Regions from separate parts of the Homo sapiens genome. Here region 1 is linked to region 2. A link is an interaction called in ENCODE POLR2A ChIA-PET data of the cell type or tissue named here. Cell type or tissue: PC-3. All regions are shown on one strand. Each heading gives the region's core, and the rest is flanking DNA. Links, peaks and the distances in the headings are about the cores only.

Evidence for each region. Peaks named below come from ENCODE experiments on the same cell type or tissue, not always from the same donor. Only the 100,000 strongest peaks of a DNase experiment are listed, where the experiment ranks them.
Region 1: POLR2A ChIA-PET joins it to region 2 with 28 read pairs; 9 of 35 experiments call an interaction of 5 or more read pairs at or near these places.

The regions. Positions count from the first base shown.
Region 1 is chr9:129,070,099-129,075,452 of GRCh38, reverse strand. MIGA2 (mitoguardin 2) reads right to left here. Exons shown (of 16, transcript NM_001329990.2): 16 at 3,371-5,206. The coding sequence ends at 5,000. Among named protein-coding and RNA genes, the nearest start is that of DOLPP1, 8.3 kb to the left of the region's middle. RefSeq lists enhancers at 2,710-3,659, 3,660-4,609. In PC-3, for the core only: no CTCF peak of the experiment used is centred there; no DNase peak of the experiment used is centred there.
Region 2 is chr9:129,165,131-129,170,498 of GRCh38, reverse strand. No RefSeq gene overlaps it. Among named protein-coding and RNA genes, the nearest start is that of IER5L, 10 kb to the left of the region's middle. RefSeq lists an enhancer at 2,213-3,202. In PC-3, for the core only: no CTCF peak of the experiment used is centred there; DNase peaks (open chromatin) are centred at 2,268 and 3,308; H3K4me3 peaks cover 667 bases; H3K27ac peaks cover 2,816 bases.

The DNA.
Region 1 (5,354 bases), core at 1-5,000, 95 kb after region 2:
AAACCTCTGAGAGATGGCCAGGCATGGTGTCTCCCACCTGTAAGCCCAGCACTTTGGGAGGCCGAGGTGGGCGGATCATGAGGTCAGGAGTTCAAAACCAGCCTGACCAATATGGTAAAACCCTGCCTCTACTAAAAATACAAAAATCGCCAGGCACGTTGGCTCACGCCTGTAATCCCAGCACTTTGGGAGGCCAAGGCGGGTGGATCACCTGAGGTCGGGAGTTCAAGACCAGCCTGACCAACATGGAGAAACACCGTCTCTACTAAAAATACAAAATTAGCCAGGGTGGTGGCGCATGCCTGTAATCCCAGCTACTCGGGAGGCTGAGGCAGGAGAATCGCTTGAACCCGGGAGGCGGAGGTTGCGGTGAGCCCAGATGGCGCTGTTGCACTCCAGCCTGGGCAACAAGAGCAAAACTCTGTCTCAAAAAAAAAAAAATAAATACAAAAATTAGCCAGGCTTGGTGGTGGGCACCTGTAGTCCCAGCTACTCGGGAGGCTGAGGCAGGAGAATCGCTTGAACCCAGGAGGCAGAGGTTGCAGTGAGCCAACATCACACCACTGCACTCCAGCCTGGGTGACAGTGCAACACTCCTCAAAAAAAAAAGAAAGAAAAAGAGGAAAAGGTCATTTGCAGAATACTGTGCAGCAACAAGGAAATAAAATACTGAAACGTACCACAGATGGATAAACCTCCAAAACATGCTTCCACCTGAAGAAGCCCACCACAAAGGCCGCCTATTGGATGATTCCATTTACAGCAAATGCCCAGAAAAGGCAAGTCTACACAGAGAGTAGCTTGATGCTGGCCTGGGACTGGGGGATTTACTATAAGTGGGCATCATAGGGTGATGGAAATGTTCTCAAACCATACTGAGGTAATTGGTACACACCTCTGTAAATTTATTTAAAACAGCATTAAAGCACGTGAATCTATGATGTATGAATTATACCTTATTAAAACTGTTTAAAACAAACCAAAACAATTTGGGCACAATGGCTCATGCCTCCTACTTTGGGAGGCCAAGGAGGGGGAATTGCTTAAGCTCAGAAGTTCAAGGCCAGCCCGGGCAACACAGGAAGACCCCATCTCTACAAAAAATACAAAACTTAGCCAGGAGTGGCGGTGAGCTACTTGGGAGGCTGAGGCGGGAGGATTGCTTAGTCTTGTGAGGTCAAGGCTGCAGTGAGCTGAGATCACACACCACTGTACTCCAGCCTGGGTGACAGAATGAGACCTTGTCTCCAAAAAAAAAAGACCAAAACAAACATTTGCCAGCATTGGAGGTGGCTACTGTATCAGCTCATGTCTCTAAAATCTCTAAGATTCAAGCATTTATCCTTCTTTGAGATGGAGTTCATCCCCAGTTGATTGGGAAAAGCTCTTATTTTCAGCAAAGACATTAGAAAATTATTTTTGTTTGTTTGTTTGTTTGTTTTGAGACATAGTCTTGCTCTGTCGCCCAAGCTGGAGTGCAGTGGTGTGATCTCGGCTCACTGCAACCTCCGCCTCCCGGGTTCAGATGATTTTCCTGCCTCAGCCTCCCAAGTAGCTGGGCTTACAAGCATGCACCACCATGCCTGGCTAATTTTTGTATTTTTTTAGTAGAGATGGGGTTTCACCATGTTGGCCAGGCTGATCTCAAACTCCTGACCTCAGGTGATCCACCCACCTCGGCCTCCCAAACTGCTGGGATTACAAGCATGAGCCACCGTGCCTGGCCCCGAGAATTTTTTTTTTTTTTAGGTGTGATCATGGTATTGTGGTTATTCTGGAGAATGACCTTGTTTTTTTGTTTTTTAAGTTCAGGGGTGCATGTGCAGGATGTGCAGGTTTGTTACATAGGTAAATATGTGCCACAGTGGTTTGCTGCACACATCATCCTGTCGCCTAGGTTTTTTTTTCTCTTTTTTTTTTCGAGATGGAGTTTCGCTCTGTCACTCAGGATGGAGTGAAGTGGTGTGATCTCAGCTCACTGCAACCTCTGCCCACCGGGTTCAAGCACTTCTCGTCCCTCAGCCTCCCAAGCAGCTGAGACTACAGGCACCCGCCACCATGCCTGGCCAAGTTTTTGTATTTTTAGTAGAGACGGGTTTCACCATGTTGGCCAGGCTGGTTGCAAACTCCTGGCCTCAAGTGATCCACCTGCCTCGGCCTCCCAAAGTGCTGGGATTACAGGCGTGAGCCACTGTGTCCAGCAGTCCTATCATCTAGGTATTAAGCCCAGCATCCACTAGCTGTTCTTCCTGATGCTCTCCCTTCTCCCACACCCTGCCCTCCGACAGGCCCCAGTGTGTGTTGTTCCCTGCAGTGTGTCCATGTGTTCTCATCATTCAACTCCCACTTACAAGAATGTGACTACCTTGTTTTTAAGCTCTGCTTAAAGGTTTAAGAGTAAAGTACATGTCTGAAACTTAGGCTAAAGTATTTTGGAAATACATGAAATAAACATGGCAAAATGTTGCCGGGAGCGGTGGCTCACGCCTGTAATCCCAGCACTTTGGGAGGCTGAGGCGGGCGGATCACGAGGTCAGGAGATCGAGACCATCCTGGCTAACACGGTAAAACCTCGTCTCTACTAAAAATACAAAAAAATTAGCTGGGCATGGTGGCATGTGCCTGTAATCCCAGCTACTCGGGAGGCTGAGGCAGGAGAATGGCGTGAACCTGGGAGGCAGAGCTTGCAGTGAGCTGAGATCGTGCCACTGCACTCCAGCCTGAGTGACAGATCGAGACTCTGTCTCAAGAAAAAAAAAAAAAAGTCAAAATGTTAATTACATGACCAGAAGTGTTGGTTTTATATAGTTTTTTCAATTTTTCCATACATTTGAAATTTTTTTTTAAAGTTTCTTTTTTAAAAACCTGTAAAATAAAACTTGTGATTTCCAGCTGCCCATGAAAACTTGTAACGATCCGGCAGGCTTGGACCTGTTCCCAGTGTTCCAGCCCCTCCCCCTGGCTCTCACAGCTTGGGGGGTAACAACCTTTAAGCCTGTGAGTCTGCATCTTGGCCCGGTCCAGTGCCTGCATTTTACAGATGTGGAAACTGAGGGCCAGTGAGAATCGACTTCCCTAAGATGGTGCCTGAGCAGGGTCCACAGCCAGGCTGCCCACCTTGCATCCATGGCCTTGAGCGTGGCACTGGCCGCTCCCCACCCTTCCCCGCGGACCACCGGGGCCCTCCCTGCCTAGGGATGGCTGGATCCTGTCAGGCAGTCAAGTTGCCCCAAGTAGGATCACAGCCCCCACCAGGCTTCTCCTGACCTTTGTCCTCCTGGAACCTTCACCCACGGCACCCCAAAAAGCAGGTGCCCTGCTCTGCCCCAAGAAGCAAACAGCCATGCACATAACCAACAACATGGCAAAGTGGAAGGAAATCGTCTCAATTGTTTATTCGACTCACAGTCAGTGCACACACTCTACCATCCAAAAGTCGAAGCTGTGACAATCGACTGCTACAGGCAGTGCATGGATGTGTAAACAAACACAAATGAAAATGCAAATCAGAGTGGGCGGGGCCAAGGCCCACTGTTACATTCACAGCACAGGGTAAGTGCAAAAGAACAGGATGTCAGGATGGGGGGCGGGGAGCACAGGGTCCTTCCTGCCCTGGAGGCTGCCTCCAGGCATCAGCCTGGGAGGTGGGTTAGTGCCCATGGAACCCTCCTGCCCAGGAAGCTGCCTCCGGGCATCAGCCTGGGAGGCGGGTTAGTGCCCATGGATCCGGTGTCTGGGAAGGGGCCCACAGAAGATGGGCCACACCCAGCATCATCTCCTCTCTGTGGTGCGCCCTCCCATCCCCAGACCCCTTTCCCATTCAGGGGAGAGGGGCCCTGGTCACAGGAGCCAGTCCTCTGACCTCCTGAGTGTGGAAACCCAGGAGGGGAGTGTGTTTCTCCTGCAGGCCTCTCAACCTGGAAAGGGCAGAGCCACAGCAGAACGCGTTGGGGCCACAGACACTCGCTCAGGTGAAGACACTGAGAAGACACTGCCGGGCTGACAGGACCCCGCGGCGGGGGGACGTCGCTGCTAACAGGACTCTCTGCAGGCCCAGGGGAGGCTCTGCCCCCATGAGGCCCCAGGAGCGTTTGTGCGTTGAACTGAAGGCAAAGTGCTGGGCAGTTTCTTGTCCTAATGAAGGTGGGGAAGCTGGTCCGGCCACATACATCCTCTGACCTCCCCCAAGTGGTCCCCGGGCCCACAGGTGACAGGGGCCTGAGCGATCCCTGGTCTGAGCCCCCAGCTCAGAGCCTAGCACCACCCAGGGAGGTCTGGGCTCATGGAAGGGGGATGGGCGGGGGCAGGAGGGCCCAGCCCCACCTCCGCCCGTCTTTGGTGGTGACAGAGGTGGGAGGAGAAAAGACGATCTTTGGTAGGGCGAGGGAATGTCAAAGGACACTGTCAAGGGCCCAGTTCCTGCTCAGAAGAGAGCACAGGAGTGGGAGGCCCACCTCTGCCCCATCTCTGGATGGCCCAGGCCTGCTGCCCACTAAGGTGGCCCCACTCTCCTTCTCTGGAGTTGCAAACTCTCTGAGAAGGCGGTTGAGGTGGGGAGGGCATCAGGACAGGCCAGCTGGATGCTGAGACCATATAGCCACAGGTGGCTTCTAGCTCAGGACACTGTGACCTTCACCACAGGGCTCTAGGCCCCATCCTTCACCTCCACCCTCCCAGCACCCTTGTCAGCAGCCCTGGAGCGATGGGAGGTTTTGGGGTCCCCCACCTGGGGCATCCTGGCTCTGCCTGTCCCAATTCTCCACAACAACCCCCTCTCTCACAGCCTTTCTCTCCCACAGGCCCCACTGGTCCTGGCCTCTGCTTCCCCCAGGAACCGTTCTTCTCCATGGAAATGTCCCCTCTGGGCCTTGGGGACTCCCAGATGATGGGGGTGGGGCAAAGTCAGGGGCAACGGCCCTCAGCCACCACAGCTGTCAGATACCAACCCAGGGAAGGGAGGAGGAGCCTTCTCTCTGCCACCCCCCAGCCCGTGCCGCCTCTACTGCAGCTCCCCCAGGGGCCCATTCTCTCGGGGCAGCGCCCCATTCACGCCTGCGCTGCTGGCCGCGGGCACCCCCAGGTACCCCAGCAATATCTCGCTGCGGCGCCGGGACAGCTGCAGGATGTCGTCTGCCAGCGCGGGCAGTGACGTGTAGCGCACATTGTCCAGGTCGAACATGTCCCTCAGGTACTGCACAATCTGGTGCTGGGGGAGCAGGGCTGGTGTCAGGCCTGGCCCAGCCACTGCCCACCATGATGCCCCCCAGGTTACCTGAAGTCCCCTTGTCCACCACCAGAGCCCCAGCCGGTCCTTTCCATCCCCAGGCTCCTCCCTCCCACTGCTTCCTCTGGAC
Region 2 (5,368 bases), core at 93-5,092:
ACAGGATTACGCGGCAAGGTGGGCAGGAAGAGGCAAACATACTCAGGAAATATTTTCAGAACTTGGGCTGAAACTAAAGAGGAAGAGGCAAAGCTCAGTGGACAGAGCACTGGACCAGGAGTACAGAGACCCAGACACAGGTTCTGGCTCAGCCACAGACTTAAATTGGGCCCTGGGATGAGTCACTTCCCTAAGGGGCCCATATTCCCTCATCTGTAAAGACAGAGTGAGAAGACAGAAGGTTCTAAGCCAGCTCTGATATTCCAAGAGTCAGAAAAGAAACCATTGCTTCCAGCTTTCTGATGATCTGAGGCTTTGTGTCCCATCCGAGTAAGAAAAACACAGGTAGAGGCTGGGCGCGGTGGCTCACACCTGTAATCCCAGCACTTTGGGAGGCCGAGGCAGGTGAATCACAAGGTCAGGGGTTTGAGACCAGCCTGGTCAACATGGTGAAACCCCGTCTCTACTAAAAATACAAAAAATTAGCTGAACGTAGTGGCAGGTGCCTGTAATCCCAGCCACTTGGGAGGCTGAGGCAGGATAATCGCTTGAACCCGGGAGATGGAGGTTGCAGTGAGCCAAGATCTTGCCACTGCATTCCAGCCTGGGTGACAGAGTGAGACTCCGTCTCAGAAAAAAAAAAAAGAAAAGAAAAACACAGGTAGAAGGACCATGGTGATATCCAAAAGAAAAAATGCACATATATATATATATATATATATATTTTTTTTTTTTTTTTTTTTTTTTTGAGACAGAGTTTAGTTCTTGTCACCCAGGCTGGAGTGCAGTGGTGCAATCTCGGCTCACTGCAACCTCCACCTCCCAGGTTTAAGCAATTCTCCTGCCTCAGCCTCCCGAGTAGCTGCGATTACAGGCGTGTGCCACCACGCCTTGTTAATTTTTTTATATTAGTAGAGACGGGGTTTTCACCATGTTGGCTAGGCTGGTCTCAAACTCCTGACCTCACTAGCCTCGGCCTCCCAAAGTGCTGGGATTACAGGCGTGAGCCACTGTGCCACCTATATTTACAGATTGTGTAACTGAACTAGATATAAAGTGGATATCAGTAAATATATTTACTCCAATAAAAAAGAAAAACACAGGTACCAATATCAAATTCCATGTCTACCTGTGAGTGTGGTTATCTGCCTGTTTCATTCATTCAGTAAATGCATTCAGGCAAGGCCCGGTGGCTTACACCTGTAATCCCAGCACTTTGGGAAGCCGAGGCAGGAGGCTAGCTTGAGCCCAGGAGTTCGAGACCAGTCTGGGCAACATGGTGAGACCCTGCATCTACAAAAAATAAATTAGCCAGGCATGGTGGTGCCCGCCTGTAGTCCCAGCTACTTGGGAGGCTGAGGCAAAAGGATGGCTTGAGCCCAGGAGGTCGAGGCTGCAGTGAGCCATGATTGCACCACTGCGCTCCAGCCTTAGTGACAGTGAGACCTTGTCTCAAAAAATAAATATACACACATTCACCCATTCAAATATTTATTGAGTACCTATATATGCCAGGCACTGTGCTAGGCACCAAGGATGCAGCCATGAACAAGACAAACGAAGGGCCCTCCCCTCATAGAGCTTACATTCTAGTGGTGGGGGGAGGTGTGCAGACAATACACAAGGCAACAAACAAGTAGATAAGTGTTTCAGGAAAATAAACACAGTGCTAGAAAAATTGGTAAGGGCCCGTGGCTCATGCCTGTAATCCCAGCACTTTGGGAGGCCGAGGTGAGCTGATCAGTTGAGGCCAGGAGTTTAAGACCGGCCTGGCCAACATGGTGAAACCCCGTCTCTACCAAACATACAAAAATTAGCCTAGCGTGGAGGCGCGTGCCTGTAATCCCAGCTACTCGGAAAGTGAGACAGGAGAATCACTTGCACCTAGGAAGCAGCTGCTGGAGTGAGCCAAGATCACAGCACCATTGCACCCCAGCCTGGATGACAGAACGAGACTCAAAAAAAAAAAGTCTCAAAAAAAAAGAAAGGACTGGTTGGAGGGGGAGGGGGTGGGGGTGGCACCAGTTTAGATATTTTGATCAGAGAAGGTGATATTTCAACTGACACCTGAACAGATCAGCTCTATTAGTATACGACAGGCTATGCTGCAGTAACAAATTAATCCCTGCATCTCAAAGATTTAACACAAGGATTTCTTTCTCTTTTAAGATCTCCAGCAGGTAGAAAGGATTTGTTTCTTGACCATGCAAAGTCTGAGTCAGACTGCCAGGTCTCCTAGGCTGCTGCCCTCCATACGGTGACTCAGCAATTCAGCCTGCGTCTATCTCAACACAAGGCTTCCAGAATCTCCACCGTGGCACAGAATGAGAGCTGGGGAGTCCTGCAAGGGCTCTTCATGGCCTCAGCCTGGAAGTGATTCTCCTCACTCACACTCAGAGCACATTGGCCAGAATGAGTCCCAGGCCCTCATCTAACTGCAAGGGGGCTGGGAAAAGCAGTTTTCTTGGGTAACTGGGAAGGAAAGGCGAGTACACATGGATGAGCGCTAGAAGTCTCTACCATAGCAGCTGGACAAACAACGGTGGAGGAGCATTCCAGGCAGAAGGAACGGAAAAGGTGAAGACTAAACACATGAGGCCAGGCGCGGTGGCCCACGCCTTAATCCCAGCACTTTGGGAGGCCAAGGCGAGCAGATCACCTGAAGTCAGGGTGAGACCAGCCTGGCCAGCATGGCGAAACCCTGTCTCTACTAAAAATACAAAAATTGGCTGGGCATGCTGGTGTGTGCACCTGTAATCCCAGCCACTTGGGGGACTGACAGAGGAGAATCGCTTGAACCCGGGAGGCGGAGGTTGCAGTGAGCCAAGATCACACCATTGCACTCTAGCCAGGGCAAGAAGAACGAAACTCCGGCAAAAAAAAAAAAAAAAAAAAAAGAAGAAGAAAAGAAAGGAGAGAGAGAGAAAAAAAAGAAAATGAATAAATTTAGCATGTTCATAGAACTGGCTGAGAGAGAGGGCAAGTGGGAGAGGCAGGAGATGGGGCCAGAAAGAAAAGCAGGAGGTGCTCAGATTGTATTCTAATCACAGTGGATGAGAGTTCCATCCGGGGCATCAGTCAGAGCTGGATTCCAATCCCAGCTTTGCCCCTGTAGGATCGAGGGAGCAGCCTGACTTTTCTGAGACTCAGTCTCCTCAAAGGAAGCTGGGACCAGTTACAACCTGTGAAGGTCTTCCTGCTCCGTGCCCAATGCACAACACGCAGAACTAGTGGCAACTATGAACGTTATAGGAACTTCCTTCCTCTCCCGGGTCAGGGACGGGAGGGGAGGGTGCCTGAGGGAGGGAGGGGGCGGGGAGTACGCCAGTATAAACACACCCTGAGTCAGCCGCCCCAACCAGTTTTCCTAGTTGTGCGGGGCCAGCTGGGGCTCCAGACCAATCCAGGATCTGCCCCTCTTCCCCCAGAGACTATGCCCCACAAACACACCCATCCAAGGGACCCTCAGCAAAGACGGAACATGGGAGAGCATCCCAAGCTATGTGAGGGTTCCTTGTGGAGCACTCCTCATTGTAAGTTGTTAAATATCAGATGAGTGACTGTGAGACTGTGGACCACCAGGCACAAGGCCAAGCACCGGAGGGATTCCCAGGGCCATCTCTACCCAGGACCACCCCTACCCAGGGTGCCCGTCCAAAGCCCAGGCTGGCAGTTCCAAGCTCAGCCTCCAAAGCCACATAGAGCTCAAGACAAACCATGCTCTGCTGCTTTTTTTTTTCTTTTTTTTTTTTTTGAGACACAGTTTTGCTCTTGTTGCCCAGGATCTCAGCTCACCGAAACCTCCGCCTCCCAGGTTCAAGCAATTCTACTGCCTGAGCCTCCTGAGTCCCGAGTAGCTGGGATTACAGGCATGCGCCACCACACCCGGCTAATTTTGTATTTTTAGTAGAGACGGGGTTTCTGCATGTTGGTCAGGCTGGTCTCAAACTCCCGACCTCAGGTGATCCACCCGCCTCGGCGTCCCAAACTGCTGGGATTACAGGGGTAAGCCACCACGCCTGGCCAGCTCTGCTGCTTTCTAGGTGACAATAAGCTCTTTCCTTCACCTCCCTGAGCCTCCAGTCCCTTGTCTGCAAAATGAAGACATGCATGGGGGCACCTGCCTGTGCAGTAAGGCTGCTACAGCTCAGAGTCTGACATACAGTGAGTGCCCAGTAAATGAGAGCTGCAATATTGGCACTGGTCAGCTCTGCCCAGATAACTTTTCATTGCAAAATGCATGACAGTTTTCCTACTGACTCTCCTGTTGAACAAAATTATGACTTAACAGGCCAGGCGTAGTGGCTCACACCTGTAATCCCAGCACTTTGGGAGGCCGAGGCTGGAGGATCCCTTGAGTCCAGAAGTCTAAGACCAGCTTGCGCAACATAGTGAAACTCCGTCTCAACAAAAAATACAAAAATTACACTTTGGGAGGCCGAGGCGGGCGGATCACAAGGTCAGGGGTTTGAGACCAGACTGGCCAATATAGCGAAACCCCGTGTCTACTAAAAATACAAAAAATGAGATGGGCATGGTGGCAGGCACCCGTAATCCCAGCTACTTGGGAGGCTGATGCAGGAGAATCGCTTGAACATGGGAGGCAGAGGTTGCAGTGAGCTGAGATCATGCCACTGCACTCCAACCCAGGCGACAGTGCAAGACTCCATCTCAAAAAAAAAAAAAATTAGCCAGGCATGTTGGTGCACACCTATAGTCCCAGCTACTAGGGAGGTTGAGGTTGGAGGATCACTTGAGCCTGGTAGATCTAGGCTACAGTGAGCTGTGATTGTGCCTCTGCACTCCAGCCTGGGAGACAGAGCAAAACCCTGTCTCAAAAGAAAAAAAAGTAACATGCATCTTTTCCAGCGGGACCCAATCAAGATCTTTTTACTCTGGAGTTGGGGGAAGAGACAGGAGGAAGTGCCTTAGAAACTTTGTTGGATTTTTTTGTCTTTCCATAGATTAGGACTCATATTTTTTAAAAGATTAGTCCCCAGGAAGGTGTCTGATTATCTTCAGGACCTGGCTGTGCCTGACAGTCAACATTCACTCAGGATAGATGCTTGATGATTGAATGAATGAATGAAGTGATGGATGAATGAATGAATGAATGAATGGACTCCATTCTAGGGAGTGGCTTAAAGAGGAAACAGTAAGATATTGCTCTGCCTATCCTCCTCCAATCAGACCCTTCCCCACTACCTCTGGGCCTCTGACTCCTCCCCCTTCTGCCCCCCAAATCCAGTTATTTCCTGATGTTTCTTTTTCTTTTTTTGGAGACAGAGTCTCACTCTATTGCCCAGGCTGGAGTGCAATGGCACAATCTTGGCTCACCACAACATCCGCCTCCCAGATTCAAGTGATT